Linked DNA regions of Homo sapiens: region 1 is linked to region 2. Evidence: chromatin contacts called from ENCODE Hi-C or POLR2A ChIA-PET data. All regions are on one chromosome and are shown on one strand. The core of a region is the stretch at or near the end of the contact, and the rest is flanking DNA. Distances in the headings are between cores, read along the strand shown.

Region 1 (4,897 bases), core at 1,094-3,593, 98 kb before region 2:
AGTCGTCTGCATCATAATACTTTATCCCTAAATATTTCAAATAAGGATCTTCTCTTGTACAACCACAGTACTATTTATTAAATCTATGAAAATTAACAATAATTCCATAGTATCATCTAAATATTCAGTCCATATTCAGATTTCCTCAACTGTTTCCTCAACTTTTATTCTGGATTTTTTCCAAACCAGGAGTTAATCAAGGCTCACACATTCAAAGTGGTTGTTACCTCTAGTCTCTTTTACTCTAGAATAAGTACTTCCCCTTTCTTCATGATGTTGTCTTTTTAAGATACAAGAACAGTCTGACTGTATCCTCAATGTGAGGTTTATCTCATTTCTCCATCCCCTGTATTTTCTGTAAACCAGCAGTTCAGTCTTTAAACTTAATTTAGGATCATGTTCAACATTTTTGGTAGGAATACCTTGTAGGTGGTACCAGGTGCTTTATATTACAGTATCTGCAAAGTATAAAATGCCCGGCTATCCCATTACTGAGACATTTGATTAAAACTGTGACCACCACACCTCACTATTGGAAAATTATGTTCATTCCTTGCCATTTAGTAAGTAATTTGAGGGGATAATACTTTGATATCATGTGAGTATCTGTTCCCCATTAACCTTTCAATTATTTTATTTACGGTAAAAGATTCTATCATTCTTTCTACATTTATTTATTTATTTATTTATTTTTGAGACAAGGTCTTGCTCTGTCACCCAGCCTGGAGTGCAGTGGCGCCATCTCAGCTCACTGAAACCTCCCCTTTCCTAGTTCAAGCGATTCTCGTGCCTCAACCTCCCGAGTAGCTGGGATTACAGGCATGTGCCACCACGCCCAGCTAATTTTTGTATTTTTAGCAGAGATGGGGTTTCATCATGTTGGCCAGGCTGGTCTCAAACTGCTGACCTCAAACTCCTGGTCTCAAGCAATCCGCCCACCTTGGCTTCCCAAATTGCTGGGATTACAGGCATGAGCCACCACACCTGGCCTCTTTCTACCTTCATTATTGGCACGCATTTTCTGTAAAAAGCTTTCCCTCACCAACTGAAGAGGATCTAAAAGGCAAGGTAAATGCACATTCATTCCCATAATAACCTATTTTTCAAAGTAAGGAATCAGTGTATTAATTACCTCCAATGTTTGCAAATGAATTCCCCCCCCCCCACGTCTTTCTCTATTTTAAGTGTCAAGGTGATCATGTGGAATTTTACTTATTCAAGGTGTTACCATCAGTTTGGATACTTAAGCTTTCCCAAATCTGTCGAGTGAGAGACCCTTAAACCTGGCCTCTTTTGACACATATCCATAGTCTTTAAGCTCTTCCTTGCTTTCTAGCACAAGTTACTCCAGGCTCACCTGGTACTTCCCCTGCTGCTTCTCTTTCTGACCTAGCCACCAAGTTCCTGTGTGACCCTGGGCAGGCCTCCCATTTGATTTACATTTCCCCACTGTTAGAATAAGAAAAATCAGGTTAAGTCCATCCTGCCCCACATGGCCATGGGAAAGATGAAAATAAATAATATACATAACCATGACACTGAAATACTGGTCCTAGGCTGAAAAGACCACCACTACTTAGGAAAACCCCAGACTAGGAGCCACAATCAACAACTCCGGAAACCCTCCACCCACTCGTCTCCCTAAGAGATGCTTCCACTCAAGTGACTCATTCCTTCTCACACTAGAGGGGACTGCTTTTCCTCCCTCCCACCCATCAGTTTATTCTTACCTTCTGCTTTAAACATCTTAGTCACATCCTCCCACAGGGCCACCCGCTCCGTGGCCGCCTTTGGATGACGCAACTTCACCCAGGTGCTGGCCTCGGTGGGCAGGGTGATCAGGAGCTGCTGCAGCATGACGGCGTCCGCACTCCTTTCTGAGGACCCTCTGTCTTAGCCCATAGGGCTTGTCCACCTCTGATGAGGAAATTGCTGGAAGCTCTGACAGGAGGCTTCCCAATTGTACCGATCTCCTTAATCGCCGACTCCTACTCCTCAATGTCCTCTCTCAGGAACCCAGGGAACATACAGTATCAAAATCCGAGATCTGGACTTGTGTCTATCATCGGCTCTCAGGGCGTATCTCCCAACTTGAGCTCCATCTGTCTCCTTGGCCAGCAGCTGGAGGCGCCAAGTATTTACTCTCAGCAGCCCCTGCAGATGCTGAGCAGAAGACATTAGAATCAGCAAAGGACTAAGGAGGCTCAGTCATAGGGCAGAACGCTAGAACATATATGGATCACTGTAAAATGTTTCCAAAAGATACACGGAGACGGTGGGCAGACACAGCCCACAAAATTCAAAGCACCGCGCACATGTCAGGAAGCACAAAGAGACGAATACAACCCAATTCTTTGTTTGGGGCAGTAATTATGTGTAAAGTAGCCGGGGATTTGGAATCCCAGCTCTTTCACTAGTCGGCTGTAGCAAACCGCGAAACCGCTAGACCCCGCCTCCTCCTCCCCAAATGAGAGGCTAAGTCCTCCCCACAAAGCAAAACGCCCCCGGCCCTAGCCTCCCAGCCTTTGTCTGAGCACGACTCCGGGGCTGCGGAGAGCACCGCGCGCGACAGGGTGGCCGCGGGCGGAACTCGCGCTTCCCGGCTCGCCCAGCTCCCCAAGCCCGGGACAGCCACCCGCTCACCCTCTCCCCGCTGGGCCGGCACGCCCCCGCCTTCCCACCGCTGCAGCCGGGTTCCGGCACTGCGCGGCCAAGCTCCCACGTAGCGCTGCGGCGGGCAGTCGGGGCCCAGTGCGCCTGCGCAGCGGCTGGCTAGAGCATGGTTCCCAGCGTCCTCCCGGGGAGCCGCTCCGCCAGCGCAGACGCCCCCACCGGTGCGCGCCGGGTTGGCTGCGTTCAGGGGCTCCCAGTATCCGATCCCTGCGAGCATCATCAGCCTGGCTCCTGCGGGAGGAGATGGAGCCTGCGTTCTTGGGCCCCAGACTCTGATGAAGAACAACCATCTTTCCTCCGCTGGGAAAATGCACGTGAACGTTAGGGTGAGCCTTTGAAACCCGTGACAAAAGGGAGCCATCGGCATCACGTTTTTTGGTGAAACGACACTGGTGTAAAATAATCCATAGCACTTTCCCTAAATATTATGTACATGCCAGTTATTTATTCTCAGCAGACAGTTGAATGGATTCCGGTATATTGTTAAAAGAATACCACAACAGTTTTCTCTTCTAGTATTCAATAAAAGTTCTCATGTTTATTGCTTACCTTGTATTTCTGAAATGCCAGAAAATACACAAAAACAAAAAAATTATTGCCTGTAATTTCAGCAAGCAGCGGTAACCTTGCTAACAGTTGGTGTACAACCTTTCCTGCACACACACAACGTATTTCATGCATTGTTATATATTTTCCACAAAAGCGATTATACTGTAATGCTGTTTTATTGCTGAGTTTTCTCCCTCCAACAAAATTTGAGTACATCACTCCAAATACATTTCTACATCAACAGTTTACAAAAACAACAAATGAGGAAATAGAATACAATTATAGTACTTGCTAGCTGTTATGAACCGAATGTTTGGATTCCCCAAAATTTATCTTGAAGCCCTAACCTCCATTGTATTTGGAGAGTATTTAGAGATAAGGCCTTTATGGAAGTAATTAAGGTTAGAATATAGTCCTAGTCAGAAACGAACCCAACTCGACCTTACTTGGGGCTTCTAGTCTCCACACTGAGAAAATAAATTTCCGGTTTTTTGTTTGTTTGTTTGTTTGTTTTTTTGAGATGGAGTCTCGCACTGTCCGCAGGGCTGGACTGCAGTGGCGTGACCTCGGTTCACTGCAACCTTCGCCTCCTGGCTTAAAGCGATTCTCCTGCCTCAGCCTCCCAAGTGGCTAGGATTACAGGCGCCCGCCACGACGCCCAGCTAATTTTTTGTATTTTTAGTACAGACGGGGTTCCACTATGTTGGCCAGGCTGGTCTCAAACTCCTGACCTCGGTGTCTGCCCGCCTCGGCCTCCCAAAGTGCTGGGATTACAGGCATGAGCCACTGCGCCCGGCCAGATATCCGTGGTTTAAGCCACCCAGTCAATGGTATTTTGTTACAGCAGCCCAAGCTGATGAATACACTAGCATATAATAGTTACAGAATATGAGGCTCTGTCCTAAGTGCCTTTCATATTTTAACTTATTTTGTCATCACAGAAACCACTGGAAGTAAGTACTATTATTATTCCCACTTTACAGATAAGAAAACTGAGATTTAGAGAAGTTGAATAACTTGCCAAGATCATGTGGCTTACAAGTGGTGAACACAGGCAGTCTATGTTCCTATCTGCTACTCAACAAAAATACAGCATGAAATACAATAAAATGTTAATGGTAGAATCTAAGTAGTGGTATAGGGATGCCGTAATGTAAAATTCTTTCAATTTTTCTGTATATGTATATGTTTTCATAATAAAATATCAGAAAAATACAGCTAAGAATAAACAAGAATTATGCAGGAAATTATAAATAAAACTCCAAATTTTTTGTTTAAATGGTGAGAATAGTGATACAACACATTCACGAGTTGAAATAGAACATTCTAAGTATGTCACTCTTCCTCCAGTTCACATAAACTGTGATGCATCCCAATCAAAATTTCAACTTTTTCGGCCGGACATGGTGGCTCACACCTGTAATCCCAGCACTTTAGGAGGCCAAGGCGGGTGGATCACCTGAGCTCAGGAGTTCGAGACCAGCGTGGTCAACATGGCGAAACCTCATCTCTACTAAAAATACAAAAATTAGTTGGGTGTGGTGGTGTGTGTCTGTAATCCCAGCTACTCAGGAGGCTGAGGCAAAAGAATCGCTTGAACCCAAGAGGTGGAGGTTGTAGGGAGCCAAGATCATGCCACTGCATTCCAGCCTGGGTGACAGAGCAAGACTCCATC
Region 2 (5,346 bases), core at 1,845-4,344:
AAATTAAAAATAAGCAATTATAAATACATATTGAAAGTATAATAGTATAGTGATAACGAGGAATAAGCAAAAAAGAGACCAAAACAAAAATTCTTAGTAAACAGGCACTGATACTCATCATTATCCTTGAAAACTAGTCAGAGGCAAAAGCACCACTATCATAACCTGAGTAGAGGCCGGAAGAGTGCTGAAGGTGGCAAAGCAAGAATAGAACTCTGGTCAGTTTCTATTAATGGCCATTAATTTTAATGGCAAAAACCACAATTATTCTTTATCAGTATCAGCATAAGGGTGATCTGTAAAACCTTCAATGAGGCCAGGTGCACCTCAGGCCTCACTTTGGGAGGGTGAGGCTGGCAGAACATTGGGAGGGTGAGGCGGGCAGATGACTTGAGGCCAGGAGTTTGAGACCAGCCTGACAAACATGGTGAAACCCCCTCTCTACTAAAAATACAAAAGTTAGCTGGGTTTGGTCGTGGGTGCCTATAATCCCAGCTACTCAGGAGACTGAGGCAGGAGAATCACTTGAACCCGGGAGGTGGAGGTTGGAGTGAGCTAAGGGCCGAGATCACGCCACTGTACTCCAGCCTGGGTGACAGAGTGAGACTCTGTCTCAAAAAAAAAAAAAAAAAAAAAAAAAAATTCAATGTTTTGGTTCATTTCACTGCTCTGATATGCCAGACTAGTTGGTCACAAGTTATACTACTAAAGCTAATAAAATCCAAAACAATTCTCATTTAAAAAAAATTAACTAACCTTATATTAAAAAACTTGGCTGGGCACGGTGGCTCACGCCTGTAATCCCAGCACTTTGGGAGATCGAGGCAGGCAGATCCCAAGGTCAGGAATTTGAGACCAGCCTGGCCAATATGGTGAAACCCCATCTCTACTAAAAATACAAAAATTAGCTGGGTGTGGTGGTGGGCGCCTGTAGTCCCAGCTACTCGGGAGACTGAGGCAGGAGAATCACTTGAACCCGGGAGGCGGAGATCAGTGAGCCGGGATCACGCCACTGCACTCCAGCCTGGGCGACAGAGCGAGACTCCATCTCACAAGCAAAACAAAACAAACAAACAAACAAAAACTCACAATCTTACTATTATCAACACCCATGGACTCTAGGACATAATTTGAGACATTTCCTGTTGAGGCAGTCTTTATTCCATTTGAAGTCACCCTTGGATGAGCATCCCTCTGGATTTTTCTCTGCTTGTGCCCTTCCTACAGAGTCCAGCTCTCTGTAAGTTCAGAAGGCCTTTGAATGAGAATCAAGAGAAACCCAACTAACAGTAGCTTAAAGAGTGGTTTATTTTATCACTGAACAAGAAATCCAGAGGCAAGGGAGTGGTTTACATTGATTCAGCTTCTGGACAAGGCCATCAACACCCAGGCTTTATCATTCTGCTTTGCCATCCTCAACCTATTGTATTTTTATCCTGATGTTTAATGGTTCTCAAAGTGTGGTCCCCAGACAAGCAGCATCAGTGTCACCTGGCAACTTGTTAGAAATGCACATTCTGGCCAGGCACGATGGCTCACACCTGTAATCCCAGCACTCTGGGAGGCTGAGGCAGGAGGATTGCTTGAGGTCAGATGTTCAAGACCACCCTGGCCAACATAGCAAGATACTTGTCTGTTAAAAAAAAAAGAAAGAAAGAGAGAAATGCAAATTCTCAGCCCACTCTAGGTGTATAAATCAGAACTTCTGAGGATAGGGCTCAGCAGTCTCTTTTAAGAAGCCTTCTGGGCCATGTGCAGTGACCTGTAATCCCAGCACTTTGGGAGGCCAAGGAGGGTGGGTCACTTGAGATTAGGGACTCGAGACCAGCCTGGCCAACATGGTGAAAACCCATCTCTACTAAAAATACAAAAAATTAGCCGGGCATGGTGGCAAATGCCTGTAGTCCCAGCTACTCAGGAGGCTGAGGCAGGAGAATCACTTGAACCCGGGAGGCGGAGGTTGCTGTGAGCTGAGATCATGCCATTGCACTCCAGCCTGGGCAACAAGAGCAAAACTCTGTCTCAAAAAAATAAAGAAGCCCTCTGGGTGACTATTCTGGTGCACATTCAAGTATGAGAACTGCTGCTCATGTAAATCACCTCATGGTCACAAGATGGTCACCACAGCTCTAAACATTGCATCATCTTCCAATGAAGGAAGAAGAGAAAAGGAATGTCCCCAATCTTAGCTGTTTCTTTTATCAGGAAAACAAAAGTTTTCCGAGAAGCTCACAGCAGTCTTTCCCTTAAGACTCCTTGGCCAAAACTAGGTTGCATGGCTCAGCCTCTAACTGCAAAGGACACCAGGAAAGCCCTTATGGCAGGAGGCAGCAAGAGAGATGGGTGCTGGACATGGCTGTGGGCAACCCCGGACAATGTCTGCCATAGAGTCCATGGTGGTCAGGACCATGGAAAACGTCATGCCTGACTCCATCTGCAAACGTAGTCTTAGAACTTTCAGATTCTTCAGATGGGAGTACCCAGACATAAAAATTTCATTGTTGTTAATATCTATCAATTGTGGTCGAGATCATTACACATCATGCTAAAATAATCCTTTCCCATCAAAAATGAGGAGGAGGCGCCGCGTGTGGTGGCTCACACCTGTAATCTTAGAGCTTTAGGAGGCCAAGGAGGGAGGATCGCTTGAGGCCAGGAGTTTGAGACCAGCCTGGGCAACATAGCGAGGCATTGTCTCTACAAACTTTTTAAAAAATTAGCAGAGAATGGTGGCTTGCTGCTGTAGTCCTAGCTAAGGTGGGAGGATTGCTTGAGCCTGGGAGTTCAAGGTTGCAGTGAGCTATGATCATGCCACTGCACTCCAGCTTGGATGACAGAGCAAGATCCTGTCTTTAAAAGTAAAAAAAAATAGAAAAACTTTTTAAATTAAAATATTTTAAAATGAGCAAGGGAAACAACAAAGAAGGAAGAAGAGAAAGAAGTGACGAACTCTGCCTTGACAGAGTGGAGTTCTTTTCCGAGCAATCAAGGAGGAGAACATTATAGGCAGAGAGATTAAAATGCATGAAAATGCAGAACTGAAAAAGAACTCTGAGCTGCTAGAGAGGTTACATGTGGCAAGCATTAGGAGAAGCTGGACAGAGGGTGAGGGCCAGATCACGAAAGGCCTTGTATGCTGTGCTGAGAAGGTTGAACTCCACCCTGTTCCTAATATCATTAAAGCTTGGAGGGCATCTTATCCTGGGTCCACAGATGGACTTTGGCACCTTATCAACACTATTTATTTTAAACATTATTTATAATATCAACCCCCTGAAATTGTATGAAAAATTTCATGGAGCTGCTCTGCCTATGGAGTAACTATTCTTTTGTTTCTTTACTTTCTTAATAAACTTGCTTTCACTTTACAAAAAGAAAAAAAAATTCATGGATGTGCGGGTGTGTGCAGTCTTGGGGAGAGAGGGCCTCAGATTTGCAGGGATGTGCATAACCCAAAGAAGCTTAAGAATCTGGCTGGGTACGGTGGCTCACACCTGTAATTCCAGCACTTTGGGAGGCCGAGGTGGGTAGATCACTTGAGGCCAAGAGTTCGAGACCAGCCTGGCCAACATGGTAAAGCCATGTCTCTATTAAAAAAAATTAAAATAGGCTGAGCGCGGTGGCTCACCCCTGTACTCCCAGCAATTTGAGAGGCCAAGGTGGGTGGATCACCTGAGGTTAGGAGTTCGAGACGAGCCTGACCAAATGGTAAAACCCCATCTCTACTAAAAATACAAAATTAGCCGGGCTTGGTGGTGCACGCCTGTAATCCCAGCTACTCCGGAGGCTGAGGCGTGAGAATCGCTTGACCCAGGAGGCAGAGGTTGCAGTGAGCCAAGATCGTGCCATCGCACTCCAGCCTGGACAACAAGAGTGAAACTCTGTATCAAAAAATAAATAAATAAATAAAAATGAAAGAATCATTTCTTTAAGGAGTCAAGGAGTTAATCATTGTATTCTGTATTCATCACCAGAATAAATTTATACTCTGAACAGACTCTAGATCCAGGTTAACTAGAAAAGACAGAGTTCAGACCAGAGCTGAGATTCTATCTTCTTGTCCACAGCGTTTCTTGTGCAATCTGTGCAATGGACAATCTCCAACAAGTGCCAAGACAGATGAGTATCTCCTTTTCCCCTCCTTGTCAGGCCACAGAGTCCCTCCTCTCTCCAATAACCTCTCAGCCCTGCTCTCTGTCACCACTCCCAAATGACGAGAAAGGAGGGAGTAGGACATCTGTGAAGAGAGACCCACCAGCTCCCCATCAAAGCTGGGGTGCTCCAGAAGGCACCAGAAAATGGAACAAGAGAGGATTCTTTTCCAAGGAGAGTAGGACAAGCACAAGGGAACTTCTTGTCTACGACAGGTCCTTGTGATTCTGGGTAAGGAGGGAGATTGTTTGGATCTGCTCCTGACTTTGAGTCTTCAGAGTCTCCACTCTGGAGGCTTACAATTATTATTTGTAATGAGTTAATGAGCAGAATGGGGCAGAATAGTATCACAGGTTTCTTAATCCAAAGATAAATGATTTTGTAAAAATCCCAGTGAACAACATAATTTTAAAATGCTTATTTTAGAAAAAGATATAGAAATTTCTTCACATGACTAAACCTCTTCACTAATGGTGTCAGTTTGGTTCCTTCCAATTAATTCCTGAGTTTAAGAAGCCTTTAGGTGCCACATACCTGAAATCTTCATCCAAATAGACACAAGAGGCCCTTGCTAGGGCCATTGATTTAAGTGGCAACTTCCCTGGATTCACAGGTTGGGGCCCTACTAACTGAAATATATGATTTACATAACTGGATCCTGAACAGGAAGCAGCCCAGATTTGCAAATCACCAGACAAATTCAGTTTTGCACCAGTAATACAGTTTCCTCCTGGTTTTGTCTCTTACTGAGAAATAGATGGGTCACCCATCGTTGCCAGCCCACCCTCTTCTGTTCTGGAAGTTCTCACTGATTCCTGAACCTCTTCTGGTCATGCTTTTATGGTGTCACGCAATAGGGACCTCAGGTTTGCACTCTTCCTCGTGCACGCTTTGCTAATCCCCAACAAGATCTGGTGGGTCTGATCTGATTCCTATGTGTCTGGTACTTGTATACCCTGAGGCACACTTGGGGATGTCCTGTTTGTTCTGTTTGGGTACTCTACTGACCCCTCCTGAAGGCCATGACTCAGGAAACCAGTGACTGCCTCTCTGTTGGCTCACCTGGCCTAGTCTCTGGCACTGATGCTATCTAGCTGTTGGCTTCATCTTATGACCTATTCCATGACCTCAGAGTACTCTGCTGGGCAGCTACTCCATAGCTTCTTGATACTGGGAACACATGGTCACAAACCT

Evidence for each region. Hi-C counts contacts between places; a loop is a spot of excess contacts on that map. ChIA-PET counts read pairs that join two places held with the same protein, here RNA polymerase II (POLR2A). Pooled maps may share reads with other maps.
Region 1: a pooled map shows a loop between it and region 2 (2.1-fold over the local background). The contact joins the promoter of ZFP69B here to the enhancer-like site in region 2. A Hi-C loop is called at or near these places in 6 of 50 pooled maps. POLR2A ChIA-PET finds 5 or more read pairs at or near these places in 6 of 52 experiments (AG04449, GM12878, HEK293T and 3 more).

What each region holds. Positions count from the first base shown.
Region 1 is chr1:40,447,922-40,452,818 of GRCh38, reverse strand. ZFP69B (ZFP69 zinc finger protein B) reads right to left here and starts at 2,343. Exons shown (of 5, transcript NM_023070.3): 1 at 1,731-2,343. The coding sequence starts at 1,857. ZFP69B-DT (ZFP69B divergent transcript) reads left to right here and starts at 2,780. Exons shown (of 5, transcript NR_198977.1): 1 at 2,780-2,999. RefSeq lists an enhancer at 1,050-2,249 and a silencer at 2,465-2,724.
Region 2 is chr1:40,350,064-40,355,409 of GRCh38, reverse strand. It overlaps a transcript of SMAP2 not described here. Among named protein-coding and RNA genes, the nearest start is that of SMAP2, 21 kb to the left of the region's middle. RefSeq lists enhancers at 4,761-4,830, 4,851-4,920. Within about 2 kb of position 3,094, at least 4 of the 41 ENCODE cell types and tissues checked have a DNase peak (open chromatin) inside an H3K27ac peak, as active enhancers do.